Linked DNA regions of Homo sapiens: all the other regions are linked to region 3. Evidence: chromatin contacts called from ENCODE Hi-C or POLR2A ChIA-PET data. All regions are on one chromosome and are shown on one strand. The core of a region is the stretch at or near the end of the contact, and the rest is flanking DNA. Distances in the headings are between cores, read along the strand shown.

Region 1 (2,974 bases), core at 341-2,840, 6.0 Mb before region 3:
TAGGGTGAAGTGGGAGTGAGACCAACAGAATAGTGTTAAGGGGACAGCTTATGGCAGGAAATGGGGACAAGCAATGCATGTGATTTGTCTGAGCTGGAGTGGGGGAGGATGAGCTTGGTTTTGCTATGTCAGGCCATTAGTTGGGGCAATTTTCAGTTTCCATTTGAGCCTGAGCCTGGAGTAGGTGCATTCCAGATATGCAGAAATCATGACCATGGAATGATTCATCTCCAGTTAGCTCCCTCAAAAATTCCCCACAGTCACTATCTGACACCTTTTCCTCAGGCCTCCACCTTGCACCTCCCCTGCCCCCTCCAGAATGACTTTGTGTCATTCTTCACTGAGAATGAGGCCATCAGAGAAAGCCTTCCTCATTTCTCCCTTTTCTACCTCTTTATTTCTCTAGATCTTCACCCTCCCTTTTTGGGAGAGGAACACTTCCTCCCTCCTGCAACCTTCCTCCACCTATCTATACTCAAACATTAACTACTAATGTGATCAAAGAATCATTATTCCTTCATTCCATAAATAACTCCACACCAGCACTTGATCCCTGTCTTCCTTTCTCTTCTGTAACTTGTACCACAAATCATGCTTGTTTATTTAATTTCTCCCTCACTACCACCATCTATTTCTAAACCAACAGCCTACTCAAGTCTGCCTGCTTCCCAAGAGTCCTCACTCAATCCTGCTTATCTTTTTGGCCAACCTCCAACTCTCTGGAATTTGACCTCAGGACTTCTTGGAGATGATTGGATGGCTGTTTTTACCTTCTAGTGACCCACTCACTCCTCAGCCTTTATCATCTGACTTTCCAGCCTGCCTATGTGTTTTTTACCCTGTTGCAGCCCCTGCCACCACCCCAGAATGCTGTTCTGTTGCACTCCTACCCGCTATGGGACTGTGTACCTGCCAGGCCTCTAGATGCTGCATCCCTCTCCTTGACCCTCATCTGAAGCCCAACCCTATGCCAATCTATAGAATGAACCCCAATTCAGACAAAAGAGATGTCAAGGTAACCAACTCCACCCTCTGAGATCCACGACTAGCCAAGGCTTGCCATTGCTCCACGTTACATCTCTGTTGTGAGAGCCATCTTGATTCTCATGTGTGAGCCCAGATTTGGCTCTAAGACTGATCTCTTAGTTTCATTCCTGTTCAACCTATTTGTTGAGCATGTATTATGGGCCAGACTCTGGCACACAACTCCTACACATGATTACCCCTCCCGTTCACAACACGGCGATGCTGGAGAGCCCTACATAGTCAGCAGACCCATGCTACAGAGGGTTTGAGGAACTCTTCCAAGGACACACAGCCATTCCATGGTGGAACCAGAACTCAAACAGGCATTCTGATTTTAGAGCCTTTGCTCAATAAATAGTTATAACAGAAGAGAGAGTGGAGACGTGTGTGTGTGTGTGTGTGTGTGTGTGTGTGTGTGTGTGTGTAGGGGTAGAAGATAGTGGTGGGGGAGCTTTCTGAGACCCTGCTACTCATGCCAGATTTTCTGGTCCTGATTAGCTACTGCCTGGCTGCCAGAAGCTGTTATTATCACTCACTCCCGTGCTCCTGTCACTGGGCTTGTGGAAACTTGCCCTTCCTTCTGCTCTCGGTCTCTGATGCTGACAGCTATGCTGGAAAATCCCATGCTGGCCACTGCCACACTTACCAGAGGCATATTGTACGTGCTGGTCTGGACTTCCTGCCTGACCCCTACGTGTCCTGTGCCTGCCCCTTCACAGGAGGTCGGTCTACTTCCTGGCCAGGGCCTTTCCAGCCTGTCTCACCCCTGTGCAGGTAACAGAGCTCTTTTCTCTGCCACCACTTCCCCACGGAGTCTTTTCCATGGTTCTCCCTGACAGAATTCATGCTACATAGTCTTTGTTAACTCATGGCATGCACTTTCTTCCTGCTTCTTTCCTCAATTTATGTGAGATTAAGTTAATACCAACCTATCTTGTTAACCCCTTCTAATACGTAATCTTCTTTATTTTAAAATTTAAATGTTTGTTATATTGAATTCAGTAACTAGAACATTCTCCTCCAAAATAAGAATGGTACAAAAACCTCAAATAAGTAAGTCTGTTGGGGAAAACAAGTTCCCCCAAAGAATAAATCTACCAGGAGAGTAAAAACGATGATAATCAGAACAATGATCAATAATCACTATTGTCAAAGTGCCTGGCAATCACCAAACACCAGATTCATCGGCTCTTCACCGTCCTGTAGGATGACTTCTGTGACTTGCTAAAACCCACACAATAAGTATAATGGTGACAAGACTCAACTCCCAGGCTCTGACATTAAGTCCTATTGTCTTCCTAAAATGCTCCTTAAAGAGAGGATTTCTGTCTCACATGGTCATCTGGATCATTTGAAAACTTCAAGCAGAAAGTCCCAAGGTCACCATTAAATGTTTTCCAAGATTACACATCTTCAAACAGAAACCCAAAATAATGAAAACCAGGAACCAAGACTTCCAGCTTCTCTAATGAGAGTAAGTCTTAGTTCTTTTTCCTTACTCCACAAGAAAAATTATATCTCCCAAGGGGAGTTATGGGCTTTCCAAAAGAGGAGCAAAGGGATTTGAGCTTAGGAAATGAAACTTTGCTCAGCACTCTTCAGGAATGACGTTCTCCTTCCTCCCCTATAACAATGCAAGTGCACATTCATTTTCTTACATTTTAAATCACTGAACAAAAAGGCCTAGTTTTATTTATCCTGCTGCTGCCACTGTGGCAAAACTAAATGTGTGGTGCATAAACTGTTTATAAATCTTGTCTCCAACAAGAGAACTGAGTGTGCACTTTTTGAGGACCTTAGTTCATTCAGAATGATGAGAAAATTTGGGAGAAATTTTTCTCTTGATATAAGAGCTGTATAGGCCAAATGGACTTCCTTTTCTGGCCTAAATGCTGTGTTTATAAAAATGGTGTGCTGTAAATAGCAAAGTATAGAAGTGAGAAATTAT
Region 2 (2,733 bases), core at 180-2,679, 6.4 Mb before region 3:
TCTCCAGGAACCAACCGGTTGAGCCGCCAAAACAGGAATCAGGCGCGCAGCCTCGGCCAGTCGGGAAGCCACTGGCACCTATGGCCAGGCGAGAAACTGTTTACTTTCTCCACCCCACCCCAGATGCACACAATGGAGTTGATGGCTTTGGAGATGAGAAGCGCCACCGGACTGTTAACCCCGAAGGGAAGAAAAACAAGCAACCCTAAACCACGCTCTGGGCAGGGCTGTTAATTGTGCCGGTGACAAATCCGATGATTAATGGGCAGGGGCAGGAGGCGCGGGGAGACGGCACGTCCGTTCTGAGCTGGCTCCGGGGCAGCGGCGCAGCTTCCCACCCCGGGGCTGGGCCGCCGACCACGCAACGGTTGGAGGGGGCTGAGGAAAGGGGACGTCGAACCCACCCCAGCCCCACGGCTCCTTTGTCCCCAAATCCGCCGACGGTCCTCGGACCGCAGCTCCCGCCTCGGTGGGCTTAAGTTTCTTTGTTGTGCGTGTTGTCTTCTCCTCTCCGTTTTGCCAGCTGGGGGGAAGGGGGCGCCCTCCGTCCAGCCCCTAAAGCCTCGCGGGGAACCGCTGTTAGCGGCCACCCAGCGCAACCACACCGGTCCCGCGGCGGGGCCCAAGCGCGACCGGCCCCGGGGCGCTGCCGAGGTTCCCGCAGCCCCGACGGCCGGACTCTGACCCAGGGATGTGGGGCCCGCGTCCCTCCGACGCCCTCGCCCTGCTCACCTGCCAGCAGCTCCTGCAGGCTCTGGCTGAAGGTCTGCAGCTGTCGCTCGCTCGTGAGCCCCTTGGTGCGGAGAAACTTGGAGATGAAGGACACGGCGGCGGCGATCTCGCCTATCATGGTGGCGGCCCGGGTGTAGAAGGGATGCATGGGGGCGGCGTGCGGGGGCGGCCCGGGGCGGCTGGGGCTCGGCGGCGCGGCCCCGACGGCGGAGCAGCCACCCCGGGCTTCCTCACCGGGCGGAAGGCTGAGAGGAAGAGAGGGCGTGAGGGGCGGACGACTACTTTTGTCTTTCTTTCTTTAGACTAAAAAAGTTATTTTCGAGACAGGAGGCGGCAGGAGAGAGGAAGAGACGAGCGATGGCGGCCTGGTCACATCGCTCGGACCTCCCCAGCTGCCTCCGCCTCCAGCTCCGCAGCATTCGAAGATCTCAATAGCTGCATTTCCAGCTCCGAGAGGCGAAGAGATGCAAGCGCCGTGCAGCACCCTTTATAGTGCCACGAAAAGGAAGTGGCGTAGCTGGAGCGTGATGGCCGACTCCAGCCAATCCGAATATCGCACCATTGTGACGCAAGCCGGTTCGGAGCCGAAAGGGGCGGGAAAAGAGTTCAGGAGGCGGGTCCAGAGATAGGGAAGAGAGGGAGGAGCTGACGTAATCCGCTTGTAAACAAATAAACCCGGAGTGGCGGCTGGAGACCCAGTTGCTTGTGTCGAGGGAGGGAGGGAGGGAACAGAGGGTGCGCGTGTGAAAGCTCCGCCCCCAGCCCTAGCTCCTCCTTCCCGCTTCAGCAGGTCCAGGCTCTGCGCCAGTGCATCCTTCTCCAAGAGTGCGCTGCCTGGGCCCGCTTGCCCTGGAGTGTAAGTGCTGGGTAAATAAGAACCGCCTGGCGCAGGCTGTGTCTACTCTTCACGCCGCCTTCTCAGATCGGGCTGCATGTCCCCACTCCGTGTTTACATCTCGTTCCCGCTCCGGGTCTCGGTGACTGGCTCCTCAAGCCGGAGACGCGTGTGGTGCGGCGCGATGCGGGCGCCAGCGCTGTGTGTGCTGGCGGTGCGCTGCCTTAGTGCGGGGGAAAGTGGAGGGAACGGTCCTGCGGGGCGTTCTGTCCAAGAAAAAGGACTGCAGCCTCGGGGAGCCAGGGTCCCCTCGCAGACGAGCTGCCAACGCCGCGGAGCCATTTCTGTTCCACCCTAGGGGAGGAGTAGGGGGATATCTTTTAAAAGTTTAATTGCAAAATAAGTAGGTTAGTAAGGCCATTTGTGGTTGCTGTTTCAGTAACTTCAGCAGTCAACGGAGAGAAGAGTGGAAACCTTACTGGATGCGGACAGGAGAGCCAGTTACTGAAAGCAGATATAACGCGGATCCTGTAAAGAGTGGTGTGTATCCAAAAAAAAAAAATCTGTACAATGTATTTTAAAACTTGTGTGCACAAAACTGAAGATTTTCTTTTTTACCTAGTCCAAATGCCGTCCTAGCCTGAGTCCTGCTCTTTATAAAAATAAAATAAAAAGAATTTGAAGCTTGTGAAAGTATTAAGTGTAGACATTCAAGTTTATTTGAAACCCTACCAAAAAAAAAAAAAAACAACCTTAAAAACCAGTGTAACAGGAAGGCGGGAGCCTGCTAAAACGATTAGGCCTAAGACAGGGTTAACCCCAACTCCATTAAGGAGAAGGGGGAAAAGAAAAAAAGAAAGATGAAGGGAGGCAGGCAGATGGAGAAAGCAAACAGGAGGCAGAAGTTGAACTCTACCAGATGGAAATAAATATCCCGACCTTAGTTGATCATCAATATTGCAAAACACACCACTTTGAGTGTTTTTTTTTTCTTTTTAATACTGAGCTAAAGGATATAGAAATGAAGCAAAAATAATGACATTATAAAACAGGAGAAAACGTTTTATTGTTTAAAAAATATGTAAAACTCGATTTGAAAAAATAACTTCTAGATTATTTTTTCATTAGTACACATAACTAAGTAGTTACATGTGAAAAAATTAAAG
Region 3 (2,756 bases), core at 242-2,741:
AACAAGAGTGAAACTCCGTCTCAAAAAAAAAAGTTTACATATAAGGCTCTCTTAGTATCCCTGGGAAGAGGGTTCATCCTGTCTATGAACGGGTTTAGGATGACACAAATTATCAAATTATCCGATTAGTGCACTTTCCTAACCCATATGTTTAATCAGTGGCACATCCTGGTTTTGAATTATTTAAACGCATTATTATTTAGCCATTCACATACTTACGTTTGTCACTTCCAGTTAAACTGTAGCCACCTACAGAGAGCGAAACAGAAGTCGGCTGATAAAATTTTGATAAAATTTCATTTGCCCGCAGCTGGTCATTTCATTGGGCGCTTTTGTGTTACAAAAGTGTGTGAATTGGCCGGGCGCGGTGGCTCACGCCTGTAAATCCCAGCACTTTGGGAGGCCGAGGCAGGTGGATCACTAAAGGTCACGAGTTCGAGACCAGTCTGGCCAACATGGTGAACCCTCCCCCCCCCCACACACACACACACACCCCGCGTCTCTAGTAAAATACAAAAATTAGCCAGGCATGGTGGTGCGCGCCTGTAATCCCAGCCACTCGAGAGGCTGAGGCGGGAGAATCACTTGAGCCTTGGAGGTGGAGGTTGTAGTGAGCCCAGATCGCAACACTGCACTCCAGCCTAGGGGACAGAGCGAGACTTCCTCTCAAAAAAAAAAGACTTATGAATTGTTTGAAGAGGCACGAGACCGTGGCAACCCTAACTGTCCCCGACATCTGGCAGCCATATGCTATCCTTGAACTTGAACTTCAGAGTGAAAGTATAAATTTGTAAGGGGAAGGCTCAGCCGCAAGTCACATACCAGTGGTCAGTTAAAAAAAAAAAACTCAGGACGGCAACCTAAATCATTTAGAACGCGTCAAGAGCCTCGGAAAAACTATTTTCACACACTTCTCTAGCACTAACATGGGAAGCGCGTTTCCTTCACATATTCCACACCTTTTATTCTTCCCACCAACATCAAGAATACAAAGCGCCCAGAGAGGACAATAAGCCTAAGCAGCGGCTCCAAGAGACCGGACTTTCGTACTTCCCGGGGGCAGGCGGAAGGTTACGGAGCGCTGGAAGGATCTTACTGCTCCTTGAAGGGCTGTCTGAGAAAATACACAGCCTAACGACTCCTCGTTAGTATAGTGGTTAGTATCCCCGCCTGTCACGCGGGAGACCGGGGTTCAATTCCCCGACGGGGAGGTGTGTAGCTGCACTTTTTTGGCGACAGTTATTATTTTCTGTATCATTCAATGACAGGACACTGCTGTTAAACATAATATGCTAAACCAGCTCCCTTAAGTGCACAACCCTGTCTTCAAAATGGTGACTTTTAACCTTAATGCCCACCATGAAGTGAAAGCCTCCCCTGAGAGAAAATGCCTTACATTGTTTGCAGGAAGGGAGGAAAGGGAAAAAGAAAACGCTCTGAAGGCCTCTGCCCTTGCCTCCAGCCGCCATCTTGCGAAGGCCTGCGCCGGCTTAGTGGCGCCCCGCCAGATTACAACTCGAGGTCGCGAACTCAGCGCGCGGAACCTGTTGGGGGAGGGGAGAGAGGGCGGAGTCTCGCGACTAACGGGGCGGGGGCAGGGCGGGTAAGAACGGAAATCATTTGGTAAAGAAAAGGAAGGGCCAATTTCCTTTGATCCTGGAGACCCGACTAAACGGGAAGCCCCGTTCTCCCGCTTCCGCTGGTTACGTCCCAGCCTTGGTTAGAGGACTAGCAGTCAGGAAAGTTTGGACGCTGAAGGAATCGGTCTCCTGGTCCGACAGATACTGGGTGGAGGGGCAGAGAGTAAATGGAAGAGAAAGACTGGTACCCCTGGAAGAAACGCCATTTACTGGTGTCCTAAGAAACTGCGCGAGCCACAGCCCAGCAGGACCTCGTGGCGCAACGGTAGCGCGTCTGACTCCAGATCAGAAGGCTGCGTGTTCGAATCACGTCGGGGTCAAACTTTTTTTTTTTCCTCCTGTATTTTAAACTACCGACTACTAGAAGCCGAGGTGTATTCCTGCCGCCAATTTTCTTGAATGTTAGAATTAAGTTTTCCTCTTTCAGGTATTATGATACTAATCCTTGGTTTGCAGGAAGATATGATTTACTCTATATCGAAGAGCCTCAAGGCTGATGTTTTTATCATTTGGCCTTTTAAAGTGAGTTTTTTTGTCACTTAACATGCATAATGTGTAAAGAGGTGGACTATTACTGCTGTGCATTAGTGGGTGTATCAGTCCACTAGTCTATCACAGGAAGTGTACAATATACTGTACAAGCTGTTTTTTCCAAACAGTTTTAGGCTGTTTGCCTTTTGAAAGAGAGTACAATAGTGTACAATTTCTAATTTTGAATATTATGCTAATCAAGTGTCTTAGCCCTTACCATGTGCCAACACTGTGAACAACCTCACAATGTGTGACTATTATCCCACTTTTACAAATGTGGCTGTGGCTCACAGGGTTAGTGACCTGCCAAGGGTCACCCAAGATTCTGAACCAGGTGAGGGACTCTGGATCCCTCTTTATAAATACTTTATAATAAAGGTGGAAACAAACAGTTGAAAGAATGTGTGACTGCCAGGCTCAGTGGCTTACACCTGTAATCCTAGCACTTTGGAAGGCCAAAGTGGGTGGATCACGAGGTCAGGAGTTCAAGACCAGCCTGACCAACATGGTGAAACCCCATTTCTACTGAAAATACAAAAATTAGCTGGGCATGGTGGGGTGCACCTGTAATCCCAGCTACTCCGG
Region 4 (2,900 bases), core at 129-2,628, 6.6 Mb before region 3:
TGAATATATATAAATCTTGCCTCAAAAACAACTAAAGAAACAAATATTAATAAAATAGGAGAAAATGGGAAAAGAGGAAAGGTGAAACAAACATGACATTGATAGTTGATAACTACCAAAACCAAGGTCAGGACATGGGGAAATATATCATTCTGTTTATTTTGATATGTTCAAAATTTTCCATCATAAAAACTAAGTATTATCAAATTCTTAGTCATGTGTTGTATTAGGGTAATTAAAATACAAATTAGTAGTGAGTTTGAGGCCAGATTGCTCATCATCCTGGCCCAGTGCAAAAAGCAAATCTGATCATGTTCCCTCCCTTCTTAACAATGTTAACAAACTTTCCATTCTTCACCCTGAAGAATAGTGTGAATTCCTCAGAGTGGCTTTGGTATGAAGAAACTTCATACCATAGATATATGTGCAAAGCAGTGTGCAGAATTCTGTTAGTTATATTATTTATTTAGACTGAGACCATCTCTATGAAGGTTTTATAGATAAAAGTGTATATCAATGAAGGGACTCAAAACTAGATGGATAGTGACAGGGCCTACAGAAAGTTCAAATTTTGGATTCCTTCAGCTTTTTCCTACTTCGATTGTGATAGAAAGAGCTCTAAGATTCTGACTCCTGGAGTCCCCAACCTGTTATAATGTCCTCCCCTTGAATGTGGGCAGAGTAAGTGAATATGGTGGGATATCACTGACTACTAATCATGTGACTTTGAGTTCATCAAAAGGGGGGATGATCCTGGGTGGGCATGACCTAATCAGATGAGTGCTTTAAGGGAAGCGGAAATGGGATAGGGAAGCTCTTCTGTTGGCCTCAGAATGAAGCAAACTGGCATGTTCTGACAGGGCCTATGGAGGGGCTGTGTGGGTGACTTCTAGGACTTAGAGGGGTCTCCAGTTAACAGCTAGTTAGAAATAATTTTCCCAATTGCACAGCTTCAGATAACTGAATTCTGCCAATCACCATGTGAGCTTGAAAGAGGTCCCTGAGCCTCAAACGAGATTATAACCCCAGCCAACTCCATGATTTCAGCCCAATGAGACTATGAACAGAGGACCCAGTTAACCCATACCCAGACCCATAAAAGTCTTCAGATAATACCTACGTGTTTGTGATGATTAATACTGAGTGTCAACTAGATTGGACTGAAGGATGCAAAGTATTGATCCTGGGTGTGTCTATCAGGGTGTTGCCAAAGGAGATTAACATTTGAGTCAGTGGGCTGAGAAAGGCAGACCCGCCCTTAATCTGAGTGGACACCATCTAATCAGCCACCAGCCCAGCTGGAATATAAAGCAGGCAGAAAAACGTGAAAAGACTGGCCTAGCCTCCCAGCCTACATCTTTCTCCCATGCTGGATGCTTCCTGCCCTCAAACACTGGACTCCAGGTTCTTGTTTTGGGACTTGGACTGGCTCTCCTTGCTCCTCAGCTTACAGATGCCTATTGTAGGACCTTGTGATAGTGTGAGTTAATACTTAATAAACTCCCCTTTATCTATCTATCTCTCTCTCTCTCTCTCGTTAGTTCTGTCCCTCTAGAAAACCCTAACTAATACAGTGTTGTTTTGAGCTACCAAGTTTGTGATCACTCATTATGCAGCAGTCAAAAATGAATATGCCCCTTCTCTCCCTATTTCTCTCAATGTTCCAGTCACTCTGAACTTTTCTTAGTTTCCTAATTAAAACATTCCTTCCATAAATTTTGTTCTGCAAGAACTACTCACTTTGCCTGTAATGTCCTTATTATCTTTTCTGCCATTTGATTATTTTTTAACTTTTATTTTAGGTTCAGGAGTACATGTGCAGGTTTGTTATATAGGTAAACTTGTGTCACAGGAGTTTGTTTTGCAGATTATTTTCTCACCCAGATACTAAGCCTAGTATGCAATAGTTATTTTCTCTGCTCTTCTCCCACCTCTCACCCTCAACCCGCAAGTAGGCCTCAGTGTCTGTTGTTTCCTTCTTTGTACGTCCATGAGTTCTCATCATTTAGCTCCTACTTATAAGTGAAACATATGGTATTTGATTTTCTGTTCCTGCATTAGTTTGCTAAGGATAATGGCCTCCAGCTCCATTCATGTTCCTGCAAAAGACATGATCTCATTCGTTTTTATGGCTGCATAGTATTCAATGGTGTATATGTATCACATTTTCTTTATCCAATCTGTCACTGATGGGCATTTAGGCTGATCCCATGCCTTTGCTATTGTCAATAGTGCTGCAATGAACATTCACGTGCATGGGTCTTCAAGGCAGAATGATTTATATTCCTCTGGATATATAGCCAGTAATGGGATTACTGGGTCAAATGGTAGTTCTGTTTTTAGCTCTTTGAGGAATCACCATGCTAATTTTTTCAATGGTTGAAGTAATTTACACTCCCATTAACTGCCTGTTGAGTATTACCCATCCTTCAGAACCCAGATCAACTCTTCCTCTCCTGGAAGACTTGACCAATTGCCCCAGGCAAAGTTTATTCCTCCCTGCTCTAGATTTCCACCATACCCTGTTCTTTCTCTCCCTTCCTTCCTCTCTCTATTTCTCTTAATAGCATATAAATGAGTTGAAAGCAGAAACTCATAATATTCATGCTCAAGTCACTTTGAACTAGGATATAATTATGCTTACAACATAGTAGCCACTCAGTAAATAGCTACTGGGTTAATACACATACTGTTTTTCATTAGAATGCTTCTGGAATTTATTTAAGTTAACAAATATTTATTTTTCAGAGCCTCTGAAAGCTGTAATGGACAATAAGAAGATGAGTAGGGCATGTTTCCTATCTCAAATAAGTGGAATAGGATTTGCACAGAAAAAATAACTGCAAGGCAAAATACGACCTGTGTCACATAAGAAACAGAATCTGGTCTGTTGGGGGCTT
Region 5 (3,023 bases), core at 15-2,514, 5.1 Mb before region 3:
TTTAACTGGCGCATTTAGTCACATAAATGTGCAACTAATTTCCTTCATAAAAACCGACACAAAAATTTAAGGTTTAGTTGTTGTGATGACAAGGAATATCTCACGTCTGAAGACTTGTCGATATTTCCTTAAGACTTTACAAAATCAAAGAATCGAAAATGTCATGGTTCCATACATACTTGTCAAAACACAGTATTCATAAACAGCCAATTAATAATTAAAACGCACAAAATTGAGGGGCAAAAGATTTCACGAGATCCCCCACAGAGGCCAAGGTAGGAAGATCTCTGAAGCCAGGAGTTTTGGAAGCCGCCTGGGCACTATAGCGAGGCCTCATATCTACGAAAAAGAGAGGAGAGGAGAGAAGAGGAGAGAGAAAGAGAATCCCCCATAACTGCGGCCCTCCCCCAGCCTTGTGTTAAAACTATTTCCTCGGAACAGCTCTGAAAGAGTTTGCCAACCAGAGTAAAATCACTTCGCAGAGATAAACGAGCGGAAACGTATTCAGAAGAGAGAGATCGCGGAAGCAAGGGCAGCGGGGCGCGGGGCCCCCACGTCCCGGGACCCAGGCAGCCGCGGCAACCAGGGGCGAGCATGTGCTGACCGCGGCAGGACGCGCGGGCCTCCCAGAGCCACTTCCCGGGGCGCAGGGCCCCGCCCGGCCTGACCCTCCCGGTTCATTCATTCTGCACCCGCGGTTGCCGCACCTCCGCGGCCCCGTCGGGGCGGAGAAGAGGGGCTTGGCTGCCGAGGGACCTTGTCGGGCCACAATCCCCACCAGGCGCCCGAGCCCCGCCGCGATTCCCGCGCGCCCGCGGCCTCCGGCGGGGGGGTGGTCTCAGAAGCTATGGAGGCCCGCGCCCAAGCCCAGAGACCCCCAGCCTTGCCGCCCCACCCTCCGCCGGGGCGTGGGACAGCACTCCCTGGCCCGCCGGGCAGCCGCCTGGAAGCCCCGGGTCCCCGCTGTCCGGCTGCCCCGCCGCGGCCGGAAGTCTCCCCGGCGCCCCCTCCTCAGCACCCGACTTCCCTCGCCGCCGCGGCCAACCCCTCTCCGCGCCGCCTCGGGCCTCCCAGAGCGGGCCGCGGGCCGAAGGAGGCGAGAGGCCGCGCTGCCTGCCCAGCTGAGCCGACGAGAGCAGAGCGAAGAGCTGGAGGCCGGCCTGGGCGGTTACCTTGATGATCCTGCGGGGCAGCCCGGCCATCTTGTCAGAACCCGAGTTCGGCCTCTGGTCTCGTCTCCGGCTCCTCTCGCCTCACGCACGAGTGGAAGTCCCGGGCTCCACTTCCGGGGGACGTTGCCGCGCCCGTCGCCGCAGCCGCCGCCGAGGCCCCTCGGGAAATGTAGTCCCTGCTCGGGCGCGGGCTCGGGCACGGGCGGGCTTCCCTCCGACCTGGCCCCCTCCCCCGTGCGCCCCGCCCCAACCGCTGCCGGGGATGGCGGAAGTGACGCTCTGTTGCGGGGCAGGGACTTGGGACAGGCCGCGAGGGGAGGCGCGGGGCTCTGGCGCTCGTGGCCGAGCCTGCCCGCGACGGTGGTACGGCACGACCCGCGCGCGACTGCGCGCGCGTCTCTCTTAACCGTGGCCACGCCCGCGCCGGTGGACGACGTAACAGAGGCCTGGCCTACGACGTATCCCATTCATTCATTCACGCGTTCGTTCTTTCAGCTCACGCGTTCGTTCTTTCAGCTCAGCCTGCATTGCGCGCGTTCCCTGCTGGCTCTGCAGTGAACGACTGAGGTGGGGCTCATCGTCTTGCTCCTTCCTCAAAGGGAGGGCAAGACCGAAACTCGGTGGCAAAGCTCTGACTGGGGGTCTCTCCAGTTACTCACACGCTGTTGGGGGAGTTTTGATGTTTAAATTGTATAAATCGGACCTCTGACACGCCCCTAGGCCCAGGGTAGGCTGAAGGAAAAGGGTTTGGAGCGAGTTGGAGGCGGGAAGAATGGTTCTGAACGCCTAGACCTAAAGGTTGAGACTCAGAATTGTTAACAGGACGAATGACCAAGGAGAGGTTTAAAGAACCCAGAGTAATCCGTAAAGCAGAGATTACCTATAGAGTGCGAGGTCCTATGAGAGAATTAGAGTGGGGGTGCCCGAAAATTGAATTGTTGGGGAAGCGTTTTATCCTGATGACGGATGGTTTGCTGTGTGATGGACTGTTTGCAAGCACTTTACTTCATCTTCACAGCAATCGTGAGGAGGTGTTGTTTCCATTTTACAAATGAGGCTTAGATAGTTAACCTTTTCCAAGGAGCTGTTTTGTCCCCAGGCAGATCCGCCAAGACCTGGCCCTTAACTACTTAACCACAGTGTTTCCTAGCACACTAACAGACAGTAGATGGTGAATAAATGAAGACAAGACTGACCGTGCCTTCCAGGAACTTAGATTCCAATGGAGAAGAGAGACCAGTAAACAATTAGTTACAATCCAATGTGTTAAGGGCTGTCTGTAATACAGGTTCCTCCAAGGTGCTATTTTAGCAGAGAGGCATTAACTGCTTGAGAACTCAGGGAAGCCTTCTTAAATAAGTGAAGTCCTCAATGATGAGTAAGAACCTACCTGACCTTGTAGGGAAGAGTATGCCAAGCATAGGAAATGGCCTGTGAAATGGCATTGAGCTATGAGAGAGAAAAAATAGTGCACTAAAGAAACTGGAACTCTGAATACAAGAAACCTACTAAGAACAATAAGAAATATTTTGTGCTGGCACGATGCTAAATGGTTAATAAATTTAATACATCATTCAATTATGAAACAGATGAAGTAGTCTCTATTATTAACAGAACGTTTTAGATGAGAAGCCAAGGTTCAGAGGTAATAATGAGAATTTCAAATAACCAGAAGTCTGCAATAGGTGGTTCTGTGACTAGAAGAATCTGCAAAAGTAAATGAAACTGGACAAAGATACTTTTCAGAATATTTTATAGAGGACCCAGGATAATTCATGCTGGTAGGCAGAAAGGCAGAGTGCTATTGTGTTGGGAGTGTGTAGGTCTGCAGTCTGGGCAGGGCTTGGCAGG
Region 6 (2,726 bases), core at 196-2,695, 8.8 Mb before region 3:
ACAACAAAGGCTTCCATGTTGACAGGCAGACAAGTTCAGATATATGCATATACCTACACACGTATGAAAAAAATCTATGTAGCTAATTTATCACGAACAGCAATCGATACCAACAGAAGCCATTAGATTATTAATAAACCAAGAAAAGTAGCGGGCACAGAAGCGAAAGGTGGCTGTCTGCAGCGCTCTAACCCAAAGAAAAGGTAAATATCAGCCTGTCGAGGAGGGTCGAGCCCTCCAAGTACCTGCAGACCCCTTTAACCCACCCGGACGCCCTGCCCTCCCCTCCGAGCCAAGCAGCGCACAGGGTGCGAGCACTCCCAGCGCTGCGAGTCCCGCAGAAAACTGGTGAATGAAATGCGCACAGAGACCAACCTGGCTGGTGACCGCGGCGCAGAACCAGGGGTCGCTAACCAGCTTAGCCACAGGATTCTCCCGCAGGATGGGATAAAGAGAGCACAGCCCCCACCCCACACCCCTGCCACTGGAACGCGGTCCTCCTACAGACTCCTTCCTCAAAAAGGGAGGTGGGGGCGCAGGCTTTTTTCTCTTAAACTAAGTGAATAAACACGAATCGGAAACAACTGTGAACATCCTGGGGGGCCAGACGGAAGGCGTGAGGAGAAAGACCAGGCGGCTCTCCAACTCCCGAGGAATCACCGTCCTGACACGCCAACAATCAACCACCAGGGCCAGGGGCCGACCAGGGGCCCCCGCTCCCCTCCCGCAGTGCGTCTGGGGGGCCGAGGCCAAGGATTAGAGGGGTGACCCTCCCGGGGCGCGGGGAGAGGGAGTGCCGGGCACGGTGCCCTCAAGGTCACCACGCGCCGTGGCGGGGGCGACCGGTGGCGGGATGGGCTGTGGCGCGGCCGAGGCGGCTTCGTGAAGCCGAAGACCTGCGGGTGTAGACCAGAAGCCCCAACAAGCCCCATCCCTCGGGCCCGGAGCAGCGACTCCCAGACTGACCCGGCGCTGAGGTGCACGGCGAGAAGCCCGCTCACCTTCACAATCTCCCGGCAAGAGGCAACCTGCGAGGGGCCCCGACCGCCCCCGTCAGCTTCTCCCGAATCCGGCGCAACCCGCTGCGCACCCAGCTATCAGGATCCCCGCCGCGACGCCCGACCTCCGTGCTCCGCCTGGCCTCCCCCGCAGGTGACCTGCCCCGCCGCCCCCGGCCGCGGGCGGGCGGCGGCCGCCACTCACCTCGCCCGGCAGTGGGAACCATTTTCCGAGGGGGAAGGAAAGGCAGGCTGCGGGAGGGTCGCGGGGCGTTAAGGGGCAGCGGGAAACGCAGAGGATGGGGGCTCCGTCCTCAGCGCGTCCGCAGCCGGCTCGCAGGGCTCGGGGCGCCACGCGGAGGTGCAGCTGCACCTCGGGGATGGGGCGGCCAAGGAGCCGAGAGGCTCGGCGTCCACCAGCCGGGGCTCCCTACTCACGCTGCACTGCGAGGAGGCGGCGGCGGCAGCGAAGGAGGAGGAGGCGGCGCCCGGCCGTCCCCGCCCAGAGCCCGGCAGCCACCGAGTGGCCGCCCGCGTCCCCGCAGGACCCGCCTCCTCGGCTCCGCAGAGCGGCACACAGGGCGCGCCGCGCTCGCTCGGCACGGGCAGCTCAGCCGGCCTCACGCCGCCGTCCGCAACAGCAGCCGCGGGCGGGGTGCAGCCACCTCCGTGAGCGCCGCAGCCCGCCCCACTCGGGGCGGGGCCCGCGGGCACCGGAGAGCGGACGGCCGAGCACGAGGGGGCTGCGCGCAGCTCCGGGCAGGGACCCCGTCTGCACCGGGTGGCCTGCAAGATTGCCGGGGTAGGCAGGGGGAGGAGAACGCTCACCCGTTCCGGTCTGGCGCTCCCTTTTCTCCACACCCACACGCCTCCCGCTCCACGCTGGCGGCGCAGCTGCTCCCGCTGCCACAGCCGCCACCGCCGCCGAAGCTCGCGCCGCCGCCGCTGCCGCCTTGGCTGAGCGCGGTCACGTGACGCGATCCGCGGGGAGCCTGGGGGCGGGCGAGTGCGCGCGCGCGCGCGCGGAGGAACCGCGGCTCGGACCGGGACTGGGAGCTGAGCGGCACTGGGAGGGCGTTTAAGGGGAGGACCCGGCGAGCGCGCCCTCGGCTGGCGAGCGCGCGCCTGGCGATTAGAACTTGCCGCGCGGTCGGGAAAGGGTGGCCGGAGTGAGGGGCGGAGGTGGGGACTTGCGCCTCCGCACGCCCCTCCCTTTCTTCCTTCCCCTGAGCGCCTTGGCTTGCCGCTGCCCCCGCCCCCTCCAGCGCGCCCCTTCCCTCCTGCCGCAGCCTGCGATTGGCTGAGAGGCTCTGACGTCCGTGTTTCCATGACGTGTTGGTGCAGGAGGGAGCGGCGGGGGAGGAGGGGGTGGCCAGGCGCGCGGGGAGGTGACTCCGTCAGTCACAGCTGCTGTTTCGGCGCGGGGCCGGGCCGCTGCCGCGACGTGTGGAGGCAGGAGAGCGATGATTGCCGCAGGAGAAGTGCGGGCGCCCTTCACCTGGGGCCCCTCCCGAACCGCCCCCGGGCCCATGCCCCTCCAGGGCCCAGGAGCGAGCCAGCGGGAGGGCGAGGGCGAGCGCTCCTGGCGAGGACAGATTAAGGCGAACCCCCAGTCAGCGGACATTTGAGCGGCTCCTCGCCGCGTCTCTGCCCCCACTCCAAACCGGACTCGACGCCTGTCCCGGGCCGTGACGCACGCACCGGAGGAAAAAGTGCTTCTCGGCTCGC

The links. A loop is a pair of places that touch in the nucleus more often than their neighbours do. ChIA-PET counts read pairs that join two places held with the same protein, here RNA polymerase II (POLR2A). Pooled maps may share reads with other maps.
Region 1: a map with no recorded cell type shows a loop between it and region 3 (10-fold over the local background). The contact joins the enhancer-like site here to the promoter of LINC02453 in region 3. A Hi-C loop is called at or near these places in 1 of 168 maps with a recorded cell type or tissue (sigmoid colon), 1 of 37 single-sample maps with no recorded cell type and 2 of 50 pooled maps.
Region 2: a loop to region 3 is called in a map of OCI-LY7, with 10 times the contacts of the local background. The contact joins the promoter of BTG1-DT here to the promoter of LINC02453 in region 3. A Hi-C loop is called at or near these places in 1 of 168 maps with a recorded cell type or tissue (OCI-LY7), 1 of 37 single-sample maps with no recorded cell type and 8 of 50 pooled maps. POLR2A ChIA-PET finds 5 or more read pairs at or near these places in 1 of 52 experiments (naive thymus-derived CD8-positive, alpha-beta T cell).
Region 4: a pooled map shows a loop between it and region 3 (13-fold over the local background). The contact joins the promoter of LINC02404 here to the promoter of LINC02453 in region 3. A Hi-C loop is called at or near these places in 2 of 50 pooled maps. POLR2A ChIA-PET finds 5 or more read pairs at or near these places in 2 of 52 experiments (activated CD8-positive, alpha-beta memory T cell and activated naive CD4-positive, alpha-beta T cell).
Region 5: a loop to region 3 is called in a map of CD4-positive, alpha-beta memory T cell, with 10 times the contacts of the local background. The contact joins the promoter of UBE2N here to the promoter of LINC02453 in region 3. A Hi-C loop is called at or near these places in 1 of 168 maps with a recorded cell type or tissue (CD4-positive, alpha-beta memory T cell), 1 of 37 single-sample maps with no recorded cell type and 8 of 50 pooled maps.
Region 6: a loop to region 3 is called in a map with no recorded cell type, with 10 times the contacts of the local background. The contact joins the promoter of ATP2B1 here to the promoter of LINC02453 in region 3. A Hi-C loop is called at or near these places in 2 of 37 single-sample maps with no recorded cell type and 6 of 50 pooled maps.

What each region holds. Positions count from the first base shown.
Region 1 is chr12:92,551,926-92,554,899 of GRCh38, forward strand. No RefSeq gene overlaps it. Among named protein-coding and RNA genes, the nearest start is that of LINC02397, 87 kb to the left of the region's middle. RefSeq lists enhancers at 1-396, 1,526-1,715. Within about 2 kb of position 1,591, at least 19 of the 41 ENCODE cell types and tissues checked have a DNase peak (open chromatin) inside an H3K27ac peak, as active enhancers do; they include sigmoid colon, where a contact is called at or near this core.
Region 2 is chr12:92,144,656-92,147,388 of GRCh38, forward strand. It overlaps BTG1-DT (BTG1 divergent transcript), which reads left to right and starts at 1,430. Exons shown (of 3, transcript NR_135036.1): 1 at 1,430-1,588; 2 at 2,007-2,107. It overlaps BTG1 (BTG anti-proliferation factor 1), which reads right to left and starts at 1,191. Exons shown (of 2, transcript NM_001731.3): 1 at 733-1,191. The coding sequence starts at 880. RefSeq lists enhancers at 163-212, 172-708, 1,543-1,842 and a silencer at 633-952.
Region 3 is chr12:98,502,364-98,505,119 of GRCh38, forward strand. LINC02453 (long intergenic non-protein coding RNA 2453) reads right to left here and starts at 1,492. Exons shown (of 4, transcript NR_038383.1): 1 at 1,397-1,492; 2 at 220-249. TRD-GTC1-1 (tRNA-Asp (anticodon GTC) 1-1) reads left to right here and starts at 1,140; the gene lies at 1,140-1,211. It overlaps TRW-CCA4-1 (tRNA-Trp (anticodon CCA) 4-1), which reads left to right and starts at 1,889; the gene lies at 1,889-1,960. RefSeq lists enhancers at 1,230-1,539, 1,550-1,849.
Region 4 is chr12:91,873,925-91,876,824 of GRCh38, forward strand. It overlaps LINC02404 (long intergenic non-protein coding RNA 2404), which reads left to right and starts at 1,379. Exons shown (of 3, transcript XR_945201.2): 1 at 1,379-1,480.
Region 5 is chr12:93,440,683-93,443,705 of GRCh38, forward strand. UBE2N (ubiquitin conjugating enzyme E2 N) reads right to left here and starts at 1,265. Exons shown (of 4, transcript NM_003348.4): 1 at 1,173-1,265. The coding sequence starts at 1,202. RefSeq lists silencers at 481-600, 631-770, 921-1,130, 1,211-1,670 and an enhancer at 1,163-1,800.
Region 6 is chr12:89,707,393-89,710,118 of GRCh38, forward strand. It overlaps ATP2B1 (ATPase plasma membrane Ca2+ transporting 1), which reads right to left and starts at 1,446. Exons shown (of 21, transcript NM_001366521.1): 1 at 1,204-1,446. ATP2B1-AS1 (ATP2B1 antisense RNA 1) reads left to right here and starts at 1,563. Exons shown (of 1, transcript NR_028138.1): 1 at 1,563-2,726. RefSeq lists enhancers at 325-414, 425-524 and silencers at 715-944, 1,095-2,114, 2,135-2,684.